Regions from separate parts of the Homo sapiens genome. Here region 2 is linked to region 1. Evidence: chromatin loops called from intact Hi-C (ENCODE). Cell type or tissue: GM12878. All regions are shown on one strand.

Region 1 (2,500 bases):
CCCTGCCTTCCCAGGCTGTCCTAGGCACCATGCTGACAGCAATCAGCACGGGAATGTCTTGGGCTCATTATCCTGGAATTGATTTTCCACTGGATTGATTTGATCTGTTTCTATGCCAGGCTGTGAAGATGGTTCAGATCCAGTTAGCCCTCGGAAGTTAGCAACTTTGAAGGCTTTTCTACAAAAACAATTGATCAGAGCTAACGTTTACTGAGCAAGGCACTTAAACATACCAAGCATTTAATCCACACAACAGTCCTATGGGGTGGGAATGATCACTAGCCCCATTTTATAGATGGGGAAATTGAGGCTAAGCAAAGCCAAATGACTTGTCCAAGACCACACAGTCAGGTGGTGGCAGGGCTACAACCCTGGAGTCCCAGCTTGCACTTGCTCTGGTGCTTGCTCCATAAATACAGCCAGGCCCTGGGCTTTCCATTTATTATCTCAGTTAATCCTCCAACAACGTTGTGTGGCAGGTACTATTATAATACTATCCCCAATTCACCAATAAGGAAACCGAGACACAGAAAGTTTGAGCGACCAGCTCAATGTCACTCAGTTTGTAAGTGGCAAAGCTGAGGACTGACCCAGGTCTGAGACCTTGACTGGACCCCACTTGTGCGCCCACTGTGTGCTTACCCATTTTGCTACAGGTGAGTACACCCAGGGGCAAGGAGAGGTGACAATGAGAGAGTGGGAAACTGAGATCAAGGTAGGAGCTGAGGATTACCTGGGGTTGAATGTTCTCCCCTCCATGTCAGTGTCTGGTGCCAGCTCTGTGCAAGGCCATGGAAGGAGGAGACGGAGTTCCTACTGTGTGCCCCGCCTCACAGAAAGTGATAAAAATTTTATTTTAGAAATATATTTAAGGTTTAAAGAGAGCCAGTTTAAGGTAAAATGTTTAAGCAAATAACAGTATAGGTGCATGCAGATGTGACACAAATGATAAAGGTGGGACGTGAAGGAAACACAGGGGCGTGGCTCTTACTCTCTATTTGTGTGTGTGCATGTCCCGTGGCGAGTCACGTGTCCTGTGGGGCCTTCACTCCACTCAGCTGTCAAAGGAAGGCATTGAGAAGAGGCATTCCTGGGACCCTCCCGGTTCTGAGGCCCTAACAAGCTCAAGTCCCCAGACCGTGAGCCCTATGTCATTTGTCAAGTGACCACTGGAGGGCGTGAGTCACACAAATTCCAGCAGCTCCGAAGCTGAGGTCTTCCCCGGTTTCCACCACCTTGCCTGACTCGGAGATGACGGAAGTGAAGTGAAGGGATTTTTACTGGAAACGCCCGGTGGTCACTCCAGGATGGACAGGCCCAGGGTGGACCAGGAAGGTGGACAAGCTTTGCTGAGTCCCTGGAGTGTGACTCAAGCTGGCTGGTGCAGGCCTGGCACTTTGCTGCTGTTTCTTTTAAAAGCCTCGTTTCTTGTCAAGCCTCCCCAGAACACCCTCCCTTCCCTGCCCTCCCGTTTTGCTTCCTGGGTGCCCGTCCTTCTAGGCGGAGAAACAACAAACAGAGTGGCACCTGGGGTAGTCCCAGGGTGTGATGGTTCAAGGGGCAAGATTCAGGGGCAAGTAGTGTATCTGGGAAGTGCAGGGGACATCAGGAGGGGAATGAGGAAGTGAGACAGAGAAAGGGAGGCAGCTGGTAAAAGTACTATAGGGCAGCTTTCACGATTTGCAACCAGACTCAGCCCCACCAGGGAACTTGAAAAATGGTGCAGAAAACAGGGCTTCAAATGATCCCATCCAAGGGGCCAGGGGCTGGGCTACTGACCCAGCAGTTCCAGAGCATCACTCATTGAGGCTGCTCCCAGGGAGGTTAAATTCCCAAGGCCTGCTGTGGGCAGAGCAGCCTTCCTTGGTTCTGGGAAAGCCCTCTAGAATTCACAAAGTGCACTGGAATGAGACGAAGACAGACGTCACTGCTACAGGGGGTTTAGAATTGGGTCAAATGGAGGAAGAGAGGTACCTCCTCCCCAGGTACAGCCTCTGAGGGTGCTGGATGCTGATCCAAGAAGTTCTAAATGCCAAGAGCTTCAGCTAAGCCCACCCTCTTGTATCCTTCCCTAAGAAGCGCTGCATCTTTGGTTAGGCCACATAAGCCCTCCGGGCCTCCCTTTCCTCAGTTAAGGGTCTCTGAGGCCTTTCCAGCTGTGGTATCTGGGCTTTCTGAGTCTCCCCACCTCATACATATCTGGTCTTTGATGCTCTTGGAAAAGTTATCTTCCCCACCAGAGTGCCCCTGAAAGGCAGAATGTAGCAACGACTGGCAACTTCTGCAGAGCCTGACCACTGTGTGCACAGAGATGTCTGGAGCATCGCTCTCTACGAGAGCCAGAAACAACCCAAGTGATCAGCATAGAGAAAGGCACACCAGGCCAGCTTTATAGTGTACCATTACGTGGCCAAAAAAAAAGTGTATTAAGAATTTTTTGGCCAGGTGTGGTAGCTCATGCCTGTAAATTCTAGCATTTTGGGAGGCTAAGATGGGAGGA
Region 2 (2,500 bases), 140 kb after region 1:
CCAAAGTCATTGCTATGGTTTAAATATTTGTCCCCTCCCAAACTCATGTTGCCATTTAATTGCCATTGTGATGGCATTAAGAGGTGAGACCACTAAGAGGTGATTAGGCCATGAGCACTCCGCTCTCAAGAATGGATTAATGCCATTATCAAAGGAGTGGGTTCTTATAAAAGGTCCAGTTTTCCCCTTTTTTCTCTCTCTTATCCTCTTGCCTTCCTCCATGGGATGATACAGCAAGAGGATCCTCACAAGATGCTGGCACCTTGATCTTGGACTTCCCAGCCTCTAGAACTGTGAGAAATAAATTTCCATTCTTTATAAATTAGTCCATCCCAAATATTCTGTTGTAGCACCAAAATGGACTAAGACAGCCAAACAGCCTGGGTTTGCACGCGACAGTCTGACTTCAGAGTTCTTGCCCTTAAAAATATCTCTGGAAGAGTAACAAATACCAGTAGAGAGCAGTAGCACAATCATAGTTCACTGCAACCTTGAACTCCTGGGCTCAAGCCATCCTCCTGCCCCAGCCTCCCAAGTAGCTGGGACTACAGGCATGCATCACCACACCTGGCTAATTTGTAATTTTTTTGTGTGGAGATGGGGTCTTGTTACATTGTCCAGGCTGGTCTCGAACTACTGGGAGTTCCTCAAGGATCCTCCCACCACCTTGGCCTCCCAAAGTGCTGGGATTACAGGCATGAGCCATGGTGCCTGGCCACTACTAAATTTTCAGCTCCTATTTTGGCATGAGACAAGTGGTGGGTGGTTCAGTTCGGCTTTTTGTAACTGCTAGTTCTGTCCCCCACCCCGCCCCGCCAACACACACCATGGATAGTACCACGTGAAAGCCAGTCCTCCTGCCCCTCATATTCATCCCTTACCTCCCACCCTAATTAATCTGGTCCAGATCCTCATTCTTGCCATGAATTTTAGCCTCCTCTCTTAGATAGGATTTACATGTTCTTGCCTATAGTGGGTGAAATTGAGTCCTAACCCCTGGTACCTGTGAATGTGATCTTATCTGGAAGTAGAATCTTTGCAGATGTGATTAAGGTAAGGATCTGAAGATGAGATTATCCGGGATTTAGGGTGCGTCTAAATGCAATGACTAGTGTCCTTATAAAAGAAAGGAGAAATTGGAGACAAAGAGACACAGGGGGAAAACCACATGAAGACAGGGTGTAGAGATCAGAGGGATACATCTGCAAGCCACAGCATGCCAGGATTGGATTGCAGAGCCACAGAAGCGAGGAGATACACAGGGAACAGATTCTCCCTCGGAGCCTCCAGAAAGAACCAGCCCTGCTGACACCTTGATTCCAAACTTCTGGCCTTCAGAGCTATGAGACAACACGTTTCCATTATGTCAAGCCTTCCAGTATGTGGTCATTTGTTATGGCGGCCACAGGAAACAAATACACTTCCCTTCAGAGGCCCCTGTTCATCTCAGCCCTAAACCCAGCAGCAGTCTCTGGAGTGAGGTTGGGGAATTACAAAAGCCGTAACAGGCATGCATCACCACACCTGGCTAATTGTTAATTTTGTGTGTGTGGAGATGGGGTCTTGTTACATTGTTTACAAAGCCACAGCCTTGTGGTTGTTATAGTTCCCATTTTGCTTTGTTTTGTTTTGTTTTGTTTCATTTTGTTTTTTACAATCGAGGAAATGGGCCCAGGAAGTTCAAGTGATTTTTTCCAAAGTCCCTTACACCAGCAGTCCCCAACCTGTTTGACACCAGGGACCAGTTTTGTGGAAGACAATTTTTTCATGGACAAGGGGCAGGGGGGAAATGGTTTTGGGCTGAAACTGTTCCACTTCAGATCATCAGACATTAGTTAGATTCTCATAAGGAGCACGCAAACTAGATCCCTCCCATGTGCAGTTCACAGTAGGGTTTCCGCTCCTACGAGACTCTAATGACGCCGCTGCTCTGACAGGAGGCAGAGCTCAGGTGGTCATGCTCGCCTGCCCTCCACTCAGCTCCTGCTCTGCAGCCTGGTTCCTAACAAGCCATGGACTGGTACTGGTCCCTCAGGGGTTGGGGACCCCTGCCCTATATAGATGGTGTATAAAGCCCAGATTGTGGGTCTCTAGACTCCAAATCCTGAAGTTTTTAGTCCTCAAGAGGAGACTGGCAATGATACAAGGACACTACTAAAGTCTTTCTGTTCACTGTCTATAACTCTTCATTTTAAAATCTAGGTATTTGGGGATATGGAGTGTAGGGGGAACAGGAAGGTGGGACCTAGCTTCTTATCCTTCTGCCTTTGACAGCATATAATGTCTCCCATAAAGTGCAGCAGCAAAGTCTAACTTAAGCATTTAAGTGACCCCTTCAGTTCCTTAATGATGCTATAAATGCAATCCTGGTGTGATTTATAAAGCTATTAAAATAAATGCTTCCACTGAAATAAACATTGCTACCTCTCAGCATATGTTTACTTGCATAACCTAAGCACAAACTTACCCGAATATGCAAAACCTGAACCAAAGATGATAA

Evidence for each region. Peaks named below come from ENCODE experiments on the same cell type or tissue, not always from the same donor. Only the 100,000 strongest peaks of a DNase experiment are listed, where the experiment ranks them.
Region 2: a loop joins it to region 1, with 3 times the contacts of the local background. A loop is called at or near these places in 2 of 110 quality-filtered maps.

Annotation. Positions count from the first base shown.
Region 1 is chr17:27,804,450-27,806,949 of GRCh38, forward strand. No RefSeq gene overlaps it. Among named protein-coding and RNA genes, the nearest start is that of NOS2, 5.2 kb to the left of the region's middle. RefSeq lists promoters at 1-2,500, 1-2,500 and enhancers at 1,014-1,308, 1,036-2,083, 1,275-1,295, 1,619-1,678, 1,709-1,948 and 1 more. In GM12878, a CTCF peak has its summit at 1,187 (motif pointing right); DNase peaks (open chromatin) are centred at 1,192 and 1,542; H3K4me3 peaks cover 396 bases; H3K27ac peaks cover 1,476 bases.
Region 2 is chr17:27,943,507-27,946,006 of GRCh38, forward strand. The region is part of intron 2 of LINC01992 (long intergenic non-protein coding RNA 1992); the gene reads right to left. Among named protein-coding and RNA genes, the nearest start is that of LINC01992, 47 kb to the right of the region's middle. RefSeq lists enhancers at 1,711-1,770, 1,821-1,880. In GM12878, no CTCF peak of the experiment used is centred here; a DNase peak (open chromatin) is centred at 1,515.